2 separate regions of the Homo sapiens genome follow, and region 1 is linked to region 2. Evidence: chromatin contacts called from ENCODE Hi-C or POLR2A ChIA-PET data. All regions are on one chromosome and are shown on one strand. The core of a region is the stretch at or near the end of the contact, and the rest is flanking DNA. Distances in the headings are between cores, read along the strand shown. Region 1 holds the start of IP6K3 (inositol hexakisphosphate kinase 3). Region 2 holds the start of ITPR3 (inositol 1,4,5-trisphosphate receptor type 3).

What was found. Hi-C counts contacts between places; a loop is a spot of excess contacts on that map. ChIA-PET counts read pairs that join two places held with the same protein, here RNA polymerase II (POLR2A). Pooled maps may share reads with other maps.
Region 1: a loop to region 2 is called in a pooled map, with 4 times the contacts of the local background. The contact joins the promoter of IP6K3 here to the promoter of ITPR3 in region 2. A Hi-C loop is called at or near these places in 6 of 50 pooled maps. POLR2A ChIA-PET finds 5 or more read pairs at or near these places in 2 of 52 experiments (H1 and MCF 10A).

What each region holds. Positions count from the first base shown.
Region 1 is chr6:33,742,172-33,748,652 of GRCh38, forward strand. It overlaps IP6K3 (inositol hexakisphosphate kinase 3), which reads right to left and starts at 4,734. Exons shown (of 6, transcript NM_054111.5): 1 at 4,587-4,734. RefSeq lists enhancers at 726-1,415, 1,674-2,567, 2,568-3,460, 3,461-4,354 and a silencer at 2,333-2,462.
Region 2 is chr6:33,618,707-33,624,735 of GRCh38, forward strand. It overlaps ITPR3 (inositol 1,4,5-trisphosphate receptor type 3), which reads left to right and starts at 2,616. Exons shown (of 58, transcript NM_002224.4): 1 at 2,616-2,985. The coding sequence starts at 2,897. RefSeq lists silencers at 2,114-2,423, 2,454-2,573, 2,624-2,793, 2,804-2,953, 2,833-3,018 and enhancers at 3,540-4,089, 4,090-4,638.

The DNA of each region.
Region 1 (6,481 bases), core at 3,484-5,983, 130 kb after region 2:
TCCAGAGCTATCAGGCACCAATGCTGGGACTCGGCCGTGATGAGTCTGTCTCACTCTGAAGTCGACGCCCATTCTGACCACGTGCAGTCTGCTTGGACGGGGAGTGGCTGCTGAGTTGCTCTGGCTGTCTCTGGGAGTCTCGGAGACCCAGGACCAAGACCCAAGTCAGGCTCTTAGGGCCAGGGTGCTGTCTGGGGCCCTCTTTATGCTGTTTGCCTCAGTAACCTGTGTCAGGATAGGGAGCTTTCAGAAGCTGCACCTGACTGGGCAGCAAGAACCGCACACCCAGGGGCAGCATGCTGCTGGTGGGCAGTGTCTAACGAAGTGCTTGGCAGCGTGGATTCTTAGGGCCCTGGGTGAGGGCTCCCACCCGGGGGGCCTGCCAAGACCTTACCCAAATCCTCACCACCACAATCTGCAGAGTAGGAAAGTAATCCCCTAGAGGCACGATAATTCTCAAATGTATGTAAATATGTTGGTAATTAACAAAATACAAATTCATTTAAAGGCATTATTGAATTCCTAGTAGTTTTTGTCATCGTCTATTTTTCTCAATCAACAGATCCTAAAAGTATAATGAGTATTGCATAGGGACTGGTAGGGAAAAAACTGTGTTGACAAATGGGTCCTGGAGAAGAGGTTAGGAGAGGTACTGCTCCTGGCTGAGATCAGGGTGGTTTGAGGGGTCTGGGAAGGAGTCCAGGAGGAGGGGAGATGTTGGCTCAGCCTTGGGGAGCTTGGGGAGGGCCTGCTTTGGGGAGTGTGTGTACAGGGAGCAATAGGGAAGGGCAAGGAGATGGTGGGAGGCGATGGCTGGAGGGGAGTGTTGTGTGGAGGAGGAGGATGCGGGAGTGCTTGGCTGGCCTTGCCAGTGCTGCAGCAGCAGGGCGTCTGCAGAGGCAGCCGGCAGTGGAGGGGGACGGAGAGTGAGCCCAGCCTGGCCAGCCAGAGGAGATGCTGGCCTGGGCCCCAGCTCAGTGCAGGGAGGTGGCACCCTGAGATCACCAAGGTGCTGAAGCCTTCGGGACCACATCCCGATAAATCTTAGGTGGTGGGGAGAGGGCTTTCTGGGTAGAAGATAATTAAGAAACAGCTTGTAGCAAAAGAAAACTGTAATATAAAATGTGGCAGACGGCAAAGCAGCATGGTTTATGGCCTGCCCTCTCACCTCTGAAGCTCTAACTTACATTTCACAGGTCTCTCGGAGCCAGAGGTTTGGTACAAGTACCATTCAATGTCTTTGTGATGCCCGAGGGAGCATTTTTTAATCTATTAGAGATGAGAGGACCCAAAAACCATTTAAAACCACTTAGGTTGTAATGGGCAGGAGAAATTTGGAGTTTCTCACATGGCTGAGGGGTTGTGCATCATCTGGGGCCATCCAGGTTGGAAGGCACAAGCTTATTTTCCAGGGGGAAAAATGGAGTTTTAAAATCCATTCTAAAAATGACTCAAGGGCTGTAGGATGGTGCGCCCTCTGTCCGTGTGGCTCTCCGGCTCGGTGGGATCAATACCTAGTGCTGGGGGACTTCACACATCACTTTCCCAGCCGTGGCTGAAATATGTGGCTTAGGAGAGCATCTCTTCCCTGGAGAAGGCTTGGTTTCTAGAATCACAGAGCAATACTTCATATTCCTCAGTCATAGAAACTTATTTCGGGGCTGATTTTATCCTTTGAGAGGGTTTTTTTTTTCTTTTTTTTTTCTTAACATTTAAAATCTCCCAACATTTCTCCAGCTTGAGGACCAAATACGATTTTAATACAGAGATTATTAGTTTAGAAACCCTTCAGCCACTGACAAATGTACTTAGCAGCACCAACAATGTTCTGATCTTGCTGTCAAGGTGGGAGAAACATGGGGGCAAGATGACTCACGAAGTCAAGTGCCACTGGAAGGGCTGCTCTGGGGGAGGCAGAGGCTGCGAGGGCTTCTCCCTCTTGGCCCCCTAATAGATCCTGACCCCTGGACACGCAGCTCCTCAGCCATGGTTAGCAACTGCTTTGACAGCCCCTCCCAGCCATGCTTTTCTCCTCCGGACTTTGCCTCTTGAAGCTGCACCCAGGATTTTGGATATTGCTAAACACCCAGACCTGCCTACACATTTCCCAGCCTCCAACACCCTGCCCCACACCTGCTGCCTTCCTCTAAGTAATATGATCAGCCACCACCTGTCTTGTGCAAGAGACCTATGAGCCACAGACGTAAGGTGTTGCCAGCGGTTAGCATGGCAGTTTTATGGTTGCAAGATGGAACAGCTCTTTAAGGTCAAAACACAATAATGGGATGGAGTGTGTGTGCGTGCATGTGTTTGTATGTTTGTGTGAGTGTGTGTGAATGCTTGTGCGTGTGTGGGAGTGTGTGGCTGAGGGAGAATGCAGGCAAGGTTTTTCCCCACCAGAGGGCAGCAGCACACACGTTGAGGCCCCAAATGCCTGAGAGGGATTAACTGGAAACTAAAGCCAGCACCCACCTCCTCACCCAGCCACTGGGGGACACATTCTTGGAACTGCCCTAGGTTTGCCTGGCTTTGCCCAGACCTGTCCCAGAGAGCCTCGATGGCAGCTGAAGTTCTGCCTCCACCAGGCAGATGTTTTTGAAAAGCTCAGAAGCCATCATTGAGGTTGGATTCTCCCCATAACGTTCTATAACATCTCTTGCCCTCCCCTCCCACTGCTTAACCAGGGTCAGGGGCTGAAGGGGAGGGGGTGGGAATGGGCTGGGGGTGGTGGGGCACTTGAGAGCCCATCTGGGCAGAGCAGGATGGGGTCTCCAGCGATCTCCACCCCATCTGTCCATCCCGCCCAGGCTGTGGCACCCTGGTGGGTGGGTGAGGCCTCTCAGCTGCCAGCTGGGCCTCCCAGCCCCGGATGAGTTGCAGTAACTATTATTAAGGTAACACACTGCAACTGCAGCCCGCGGGCCAGCACGCGCTGCCACCCTGCGCCTCCCCAGCCAGTGCACGTGCTTTCTTCCCTGAAGGACCTGATGCTCATAAAGTTTATTGCTGTTCCCTGTGGCTGCTAGTGAACAAGAGAGCAACCATCCGGGTTTCTGCCTGGGAAGGATTTATTCAGGCTCTGTGGAGGGCAGGAGAAAGAAGGAGATGCCGCTGGCCAGGGGGTGGGCTTGGCCTGGCCTGTGACCCCCGGAAGCAGCAGAGGACAGGGAGGGCCCCAGAGGCCACAGGAGCATTGAGGGGCAGGGATGCAGGGAAGTGGCCCAGGAGGGGACAGGAGACCTGGTTCTGCCTCAGGCTCCCTGAGCCTGCCTCTCGGGGCCTCAGCTTCCCTATCTGTACTGAGAGCTGTCTGACCCTGCCATGTTCTTACCCTCCTATGGGACAACCCCCCCTTTGATTCAGCAAGGCAAAGTGGTGGGGAAAAATCACCATGGTGGGGGGTCGGGGGGCTGGCAGAGGCTCTTTCTAATTGAAAGAGATTTAAGAGACCTGCTGACCCAATGCCTTTTGACTGGATCCTTTTCTAACAAAACATTAACAGACATGTAGGGCCAGCTGGGGAAAGGAGACTGCAGACAGGATGCAGACGCTCATGGGTAGTTGTTCATTTGTTAGTGGACAGTGGGTTATGTGAGGACCTGCTGAGGACTTTGTGCAGGGGAGAGGCGTGCTGTGATGTCAGAACACTCTAGCTGTAGCGTATTCAATGAAACAAATACGACAAAACTCGGGCCACTGCTGAAATCAGGCGCAGGATGTACAAGTGTGCATGAGATCATTCCCTCTATTTGTATGCTTGAAGTTTTTCATAATAAAAGGTTAAAAAATAAATGGGTAGCTTTTTAAAAATGTAGAAGGCAGAGTCCCTCCCTATGGGATCAGAATTTCAGGGGAAGGGGCCTGGCATGGGGGGTTTAAGGCCCCCAAGGCAAGCTCAGTTCTCAGGTTCACTAGGGTACCTAGAAGAGTCATGGGTGGGGGCCAAGACTCCACCACTGCCCAGGGCATCAGGGACCACCGTTTGGTGGAGACATGTCTCCCACCCCCATGACCGCCATCCCGTGGTCTACCACCACCCTGCACCAGGCCCCAGGCAGCTGCTGTAGATGCTGATGTCATCCAGCCTGGTGCCGGCCTCCTGCCCCCTCCCGTGGAAAGCTGGGGCTGCTGGGCTAGGACATGCTGTTCCTGTGCCCAGGGGATGCTGCCCGCGTTTCTTGGACACCGGCCTCTGTTAAGGGTTAACGCAGCCCCCGGTACTTGCCCCTCCCCCCAGCTTCCTCTGTAGTCCCAGTCCACCCTGAAGTGAGAGGGCTCCAGGCACCCCTGGAAGGGGAGGGGTGGAATTCCCCTGGGAGAAGGGAGAGGGATGAAAGAGGAACAGATGCCAGAATTCCTATACACTGAACTGTCCCAACGCCCTACCCCACCCCCGCCACACACAGATGGACAGACCTCCACGAAGACGCTGGCACCTCCGTGGGGCAGACTCCTGGCCAGCCTGGAATGGAGACAAGACCCCAGGGTACAGACAGGCCCTGTGAACACGAGACCCTCTCTCCCCTCAGTCAGGCCCCGTCAAAGAGGCTGGCCCTGCCCATCCCTGCCTACAAGGCAGCACTCACCAGAGCTTCCTCCGAGATCGTGGGGAGTGTATGGAAGGCAGGGCCCAGGAATCTTGTCTCTCAGTGCCCACCATGTACAGGCATCAGGCAATGGCCCGTCCCAGCGTGGAGCATTTGCTGTTCACCAGAGCCCTGGTGCGGGAGGTCTGCCCGGGAGGGCCGGGCTGCCGTGGCCTGGGGAGGGAAGGGTCACCTGACCCTCTGGGGAAGGGCTGGTGGGGACTGGCATGTCCAGCTGTCAGCTGGGTGTTCTGCTGCTCTGGGGCAGGGCCAGAGGGGCTGGAAGGGAGGGGACAAAGAGGAGGAGAGAGAAGAGGGGAGGAGGAAAGGAGGACTGGTCTGAGGCAGGGGAGAGTTCAGCTCAGCTGCCCACGTAGATGTCAGGACCTGGGCACCAAGGGCCCATCACCCCAAGGCCCTGGTTATTTTTTGATTCCTAATTCAAAAGGAAAGGGGTGAGTCTCGGGTTGGGGGGTTCATGCTCTCCCTTCTGCTGGGCTTCTTGCCCCATCCTCTCTGCAAGAACCTCACTGCAGCTTACCCCATACTGTGGCTGCCAGAGAAGGAAAGTCAGGCGGCAAGACGTTCCATCAGTCAACAGTCAGTTAGACTGAGGACAATCAGGCCATCAACAAGCATTTTTTGAGACCCCCTGCTAGGGCTGACCAAGCACCCCCAGTGTCAGGGGATTACAGCTGGGGGGCTCAGCAAGTCAGAGGGCAACTCCAGGATAAGTGTCTGGTGAGAGAATAGAGGACTTTGCAGAGAGTGAGGAGGGCATCCTGGAGGAGCTGACCGGCTGAGAGCTGAAGGAGAAACAGGGTCATTTGGTTGAGTGGGGGAGGGTGGTGAGAAGGGGGCTCTAGCTACAGGAGAGGCTGTGCAGAGGCCCAGAGGCCCAGAGGCCCAGAGGCAGGTGGGAGCAGGGTCAGGGAGGTGGAAGCTGCAGGGAGTGGGACTGGGGAGAGATGGGGCAGGGACGAGGTGGCCTCACCAGCCTCTGTCCTCAGCCTCTGGGAGGAACTGAGGTGCTTTATGCCAGGAAGAGTCGGCTCAGGCTTGTGTTTAAAACTCTCAAAGGTGGGCAGACAGATGCTGTCCTCTGGGAGAGTCCTAGCCTGGTTGGGAGAGGGGGCAGTGTGGGGAAGGAGACGGCGAGTTCCTGAGATGTTCAGGAATCAGGCTGGTGGACCGGGAGAGAGGGGGTGGGAGCAAAGGACAGGGTTCATCAGGGGACAGGCTTCAGGTCCAAGTAACCCTGGACCAGTATTAGGAAGATCAAGCTACCCTGGACATCTGGCTGAAGTTCCCCTGGGCACTGGTGCCCCACCTGCCTTTCCTGGGCTGCTCCATATGTGGATGAGGGGCTCAGCCTCCTCTCTGGCCAGAGATGCTGCTTGCTCCACTCGGGCCCAGGTTGCCCACTGGTCTGGTTCAGCCTCTCTCGGACTCATCCCCCAGGACCCCCTTACCCATCTTCTGGTCCCTCCAGACCTGTTGGTGTAGTACTTACTCCATTTCCACATGTCCATGGAGAACATGTTCCAGGACGGCCCCTTCTCCCTCACCGCTCATTTCACAGAGGTAAGATGGGGCAGGTGGACTGAACCCATTCTCCTGGCCCTCACCCGCCAGCCATTGTCCATTCAGTGCCCTCTACGCCCACTTCAACGCTCAGCACAGCAGGAGCCGCTCAGCAGATGTGTTAGCGGCAAGAGAACAAGGGGTGGCTGGGCACGGTGGCTCACACCTGTAATCCTAACATTTTGAGAGGCAGAGGCAGAGGCAGGAGGAATGCTTGAGCTCAGAAGGCTGAGGCTGTGGTAAGCCATAATTGATCATGCCACTGCGCTCCAGCTGGGCGACACAGAGAGACCCTGTCTCCAAAAAAAAAA
Region 2 (6,029 bases), core at 1,366-3,865:
TGAGATTGCGCCACTGCACTCCAGCCTGGGCGACAGAGTGAGACTCCGTCTAAAAAAAAAAAAAAAAAAAAAAAGGGAGCCAGAGTCTGCACTCTTGGCCAGTCTACAGCATGGATCCTCCTTGAGGAGCAATTGTGTTTTCTGCAGAGGGTGGGAGGACAGCAAGACTTGAGGGTCCAGTGTGCTGGGCTCAGGTCTGTAGACTTCTGTGGGCAGTGAGGAGGCATAGGAAGGCTTCAAGCAGGAAGCAGGGGAGGGAACTCATTGGAGCTGTACCATCTGTTTCTTAAACTTTGGTCTTTGTTGTTGTTGTTTAACCAACAGAAACTTTCTTGAAACAAATTCTAACTCAGAACGCAGGTATATAAAATAGCTTACAGTGGAGCTGATTTGGAAGAAGCAGGTGACAGGGGCCCAGAGCCCTCACCTCTGAGACCTCCTGGTTGGTGGAGAGACAGAGGCTCTAAGTATTCCTAGGATGGGGAGGGGTGGGGAGAAACAAGGCCATGTGCTTTAGTCCAGAGAGACCCAAAGTGGAGTGACCTCCATTCCTGGCTGCTACACCTCGGCTGAGTTATGGAACCATCTATATGGATGTCAGGGGAGGAAGGAGGTGGATTCCTGGGTGTGGCTGTGGCACAAGTTCTGAGTGTGGCCACTGGAGGCAAGTTTTCAACTTGTCCCTCTTCATCCTCACGGTCTGGGGAAGGGAAAAAGGCAATTGGGCCCAGGCTGACAGCTTGATCAGAGCCTGGTGCCCAGCAGAGGCCTGACATCACAGGCCTTCAATAAATGCTTATGGAATGAAGGCATATTTTTCCCTTCTAACTTTTGGGGATGATACAGGAGGCCTGACTCCTGGGAGCAAGTGAAACTGTCCCAGGGGCTGCCCCTTCTCAGTGAGGTTCCAGTGACCCATCGCTGTGGCTCAGTTGGTGTGGGGTAATAGGAGAATACCCGGCTAAAAATCAGAGGCTTGGTTGGCTTCTGCCTCCAGTTGCCAGGAACCTGCCGTGTGCCCTTGATGGGTGGTGTTCCTTCTCTGGGCTTTGGTCATCTCTTTTTGGCACAGTGGACTGGATGAGGTTTTTTAAACTGCAGTTTGCAACCCATTTGGGACATTAAAAAAAACCAGTTCAGTGGGTTACAATCAGCATTAAAGCAACAACAAGAACACAACTGAAATAGAATAGAAAATATCAGCATGCATCAAAGGTCATAAAAGTAAGTATTGTTTGGTGATCTATTGTTTTGCTTATATATAGACGAAGGTGTGGACTGGTCTGCTGTAAAACTTGTTACTGTTTGCCATGGTGAAAAAACAAAACAAAACTGTAAAACACGGTACTTAGCGATCCTGGAGGTGTCCTTCCCTCCCACATCGTTCCTGGGGGTCTTCGTAAAACAAACAAACAAACAAACAAACAAAACAACAACAACAACAAAAAAACCACTGCCTGGGGCTCTTCTCCTCCCAGGGTCAGCAGCTGTCTCTTTGCTTTTAGCTGTCTCCACCCCTCCCCTAGCCTCTCTTCTTCCTGCTTCAGTCACCGAGTCCCCTCCTCCCTCTCTCCCAGGGACAAACGCCCCCCCACAACTCAGGAAGTGGGGTTGGGGGGTCCGAAGGGAGCAAAAGTGATCGGATGGCGGTGGCAATGGGCACCCTATCTTAGGCGTTCAAATAAAGGACTAGGAAGCAAACACCCAAGCACCGGGGAACAGAACAGAAAGTAAGCGAGCCCGGGACGCGAATTTGAGGGCAGGACTTCGGGAGCCAGAGCCTGGCGGCGCTGCCGCAGCGGGTCACTCCCAGGGGGCCGGCACCCAGACTTGGCATCGTTAGCGCTTGGGTGCTCTGTCAACTAGCGAAGGTAATTTTCATCCCTGCTTTTTTTTTTTTTTTGAAAGGAAAGACGGAAGGAGCCAAGAGTTTTGGAGCCAACTCCTGGAGAGGGAGCGGCTGAACTGATTCGGAAGTTGGATCTCTTTGTACACAGGAATGCGGAGAGAAAAAAAACAAAACCCACCCCATTGCTTCATTTCCCCTCCAAGCCTGAGCACTTTCTATTGTGCAATGAAAAGGCTTTTCACGTTGAGAAAAATGAATCCCGAATTTGCTCTGCAAAGGGATGAGCGCGCCTCTGGGCGCCAGCCTGCTCTCAGCTGGGCGCGGAGACCGCGCGGTGGCCGCAGGGCGGCCGCGGCCAGGGCGCTCCAGGGCGCGCCCTCCGCGAGCGGCTCCGGGGTGACGCCCGCCGGAGAGCTGGACTCCCCCTTCCGCGGGCGCCTGCACTGGCTCTTAGCCAGCCGAGGGCCCGGGTGCAGATAGTCCGGGAACCCCGAGGGCGGAGAGCTCCCCACTACGCCTGGGCCTCCCAGGGATGGCAGCTCCGAGAGCCCCCTAGACCCGGTGCCTTGCAGGACGCCTCTGGAGATCAGGAGGGCTGGCGGCGCATTCGGCGTCCGGGAGGCCGGGCCCCGGACGCGCGAGGAGCGCGGGGCGCGGGAAGGCAGGCGGGTGCACATGGGTGCCGGCGGGCGAGCTGCGGGGGGAGGGGGGGCGGGGTGTGGCCTCCCCGCCTCCCGGGCGGGATTTGCATGTGTGTGGTGGCCCCAGACTTCCTGCTCCTTCTACGCTGCAGGTACGCGCGGGCCGGGCGGGGCGGGCGGGCGGCGGGCGCGCCAAGACGTGGGCACCTCCTCACCCGGACCCCGGGCCCCGCCGAGCCGCCTCCTGGCTCCCGTGGCCGCCAGCCCGCCCCGGCCGCACCGAGCGTCGGGATCCGAGGTGGGAGCGTACCCCTCCCCGCTCCCCGGACGCCTCAGTCCTCCGCACTGAGCTTGGCCACGCGCCCCTAGGCGCCCCCCACGCCCTGGGCCCCGGAGGGCCGCAGCCATGAGTGAAATGTCCAGCTTTCTTCACATCGGGGACATCGTCTCCCTGTACGCCGAGGGCTCCGTCAATGGCTTCATCAGCACTTTGGGGTGAGTGAGCCGAGCTCGAGAGGGGCGCGGGTAAAGAGGGGGCGCCGTGGGCCCTGGTGCCAGCTGCGTGCGTCCAGCCGCCGCCCCCCGATAGAGGCCTGGACGTCCCCCTAGTCTCAAGGAGCGGGAACGGCTCGCCTCCTTCTTTTACAGAAAGGAAGTGAAGTGTTTGCTCAGGTAGGACTCGGGCTCCCTACTGGAGTTGGCAGGAGGAGCCTCCCTCGGCGGCGCAGCCTCTACCCTCCCGCGCACGCCTTTGGAGGGGGCGGAGGGACGGAGGCTTCCTTTGCAGGTGGTCCCGGGGGCGGGCAGGTGGGTGGCTGGAGGCTGAGTTGGGGAAGGGCAGCCGGGCCGAGACGTGCCCGGCTCTGAGGGTAGGGCGGAGCTGTCGGGAGTGGGCAGGCTCAGCTTGGAGCCCGTAATCCTCTATTACCGATCCCGTGGTGCCTTTGAGGGGTCGCACCTTCTCCTCACAGCTCTCTCCCTGTTCTTCCCAGCTTCAGTAGGAGTGTCTTCTCAGCCCTCCCCTTCCAGGCTTCAAGGTCCTGGCCAGCTGCCCCTTCTCCCCGCCTCTCCCATTCAATTTCCTGCGCCGGTCATCTGGCGCCCTTGGGTCCTTGGTTCTAGCTTCTCTCCAGCACTTCACAAACATTAATTAATTCTGGCCGCCACCTCCCAGGGTCTGGGCTGGATGAACAGGGAATCAGTTCACGTCCCTGGAGAGGGCCAGGCCTGTAGCAGGGAGAGGGCAGGAGAGAAATTAGGTAGAGAGGATGGGTTTATCTTCAGAGGAGCAGCTGGATGTGATTCGCTGGATGGGAGCGTAGGTGGTTTCTCCAGCCAGACCCCAGGGCAGGGTCGGCTATCTTTGTCCCGTTTACAGTCTGGGGGCCTGGGTTAAATTGTCTCATCCTCCCAACCACACATGGCTGTCCTCTAGGGTACACCCACCCTCCTCTGCTGATCCACTGAGTGGGACCAGCCAGCCGCGTGGTGCCTTCTTTCTGATGGCCTTGGAGGACAACCTGGCACCCTCAGCTCAGGACTGATGCTGGACAGGGCCCGGCTCACCCCAAGCCTGGGAGGTGAGGGGTCACTGGTCTCTCCCAGGGTTGCTGGGAGTTTAGCTTTCATCTTGGTGTAAAGGGAATGGATTGTGGGATTGGAGGGCTGGCTCTGCCAAGCAGGGAGTTCTCACCTGGCATTCCAGCCTGCCCTGCTCGCCTTCTCGCAGAACCATCCAGGTCCCTCCTGGTGCCCTCCCCTTCACACGTGGAATCCCTGCCTATTTGTCCCCACTTCCACTAGATCTAACTTCTTCCCAGCTCCCTAGAGGATGGGGGTGGAGCCACATCTGGGCCAGCATTTGTGCAGGCCTCCTCCAGAGAGCAGTGACTAGGCCCTGGCTGCCCTGAGGCCAGGGCTGCCCACAGTAGGTACAGAGTAAACACCTCTGATAAAGCTGAGGGAAGGAGGAGAGGGTGTGGGGACTGGGAGGGACATAGGGATCTATCGTGGAAGTCCCCTCCTAGTGTCTGAAGAGCACCAGGGACTTTTGGGAAATGACCACCTCTGTTGCTTAGTGCCTGGCTTGGGGCTGAACACATGATGATTTTCAAGTGCCTGTGAGTTTTGTTTTTTTTTTTTTTTTTTAAGACAAGGTCTCACTTTCTCACTCAGGCTAGAATGCAGTGATGCAATCTTGGCTTACTGCAGCCTCGACCTCTGGGGTTCAAGCAATCCTCCTGCCTCAGCTCCCAAAACTAGCTGGGACTACAGGCACATCACCACACCCGGCTAATTTTTGTATTTTTTTTGTAGAGACTGGGTTTCACCATGTTGCCCAGGCTGGTCTCTAACTCCTGAGCTCAAGCAATCCGCCCACCCCAGCCTTCCAAAGTGCGTGAACCACCGTGCCCTGCCTAGCACCTGTGAGATTTAACAAGATCAGGGAAAACATCTTATTGCTTCTTCCCCTGCCCTTGTGCAGGCCTCACTCCCTCACAAAGGATTCCCTCTGTTGCCTCCAAAACTTCCTCCCAGCTTGGCCCTTCCTGCCCCAGGAACTGCTTCCTCCAGTCCACCTTGATCCTGGGGCAGATCCTGGTGACCTCTAGAAAGCCCTTCTACGCCGGGGTACCCCCTCCCTCTGCAAACACCTCCAACATCTCCTGATGTTCCACCAGCGGATGTCCACCCTCCTAGCATGGCTTTCTAGCATCGGCCTGTGCAGGTCTGCATCATAATTTTCTGGGGCTTTTTCACCTTCCCATACCTGGAACTCCAGGTGCACCACACGACTGCAACCTGTCCCGCGCTCTCAGTCTCTTTACCTTTGCTCTTGGGTTGTTCCCGCCCTTTAGCAAGCAAGTCTCCACCTGGGTAAATCTGTCCCACCCTCTAAGGCTTAATGCAAAGTGGCCTCTTTTGAGAAATCCAGCTTCCCCAACCCCTAGGGCAGAATTAACCCTTCGTCCTCTATGCTTTTGAACTGCTTTGTACAAACCACTCTCTGGTGTTCCTCACATTGGAGGCTTCCCTGTAGGCCCATCTAATGCTGGGCACCTTGCCAGGATTAACACCATTCATATATTTAGCAGGTCTACAGGCACTGTACTGGGTGCTGGGGACTTGGTGGTGATTAAGGGAGCTGTGCTTCCTGCTTCCTTGGAAGTTAAGAGTCAAAGAAGGAATGATTTGTAAGTGCTGTAAGTAATCAGTCCAGCAGCTTCAGCGTCACCAGGAAGTTTGTCAGAAATGCAGAATCTCAGACCCCGTGCCCGTCCTACTGAATGAGAATCTGCATTTTATTAAGATCCCCAGGGGACTGGTGCATTAAAGTGTGAGGAGCGTTGCTCTGAGTGATTTTCTCTCTGCCCCATCCTCCTCAGAATCCTTCTGCCTCCTTTCTGAACTCTGGTCCCCTCTGCTTTTCCCGAGGCTGTTGGTGCCCATGTCTGTGAACCCATAGGCTGATTTGACTGAATTCCTGGGCTAACCCAGTGCCCAGTGTGTGGGCCCCAGGAGGTACCCAGTAAGGGCTG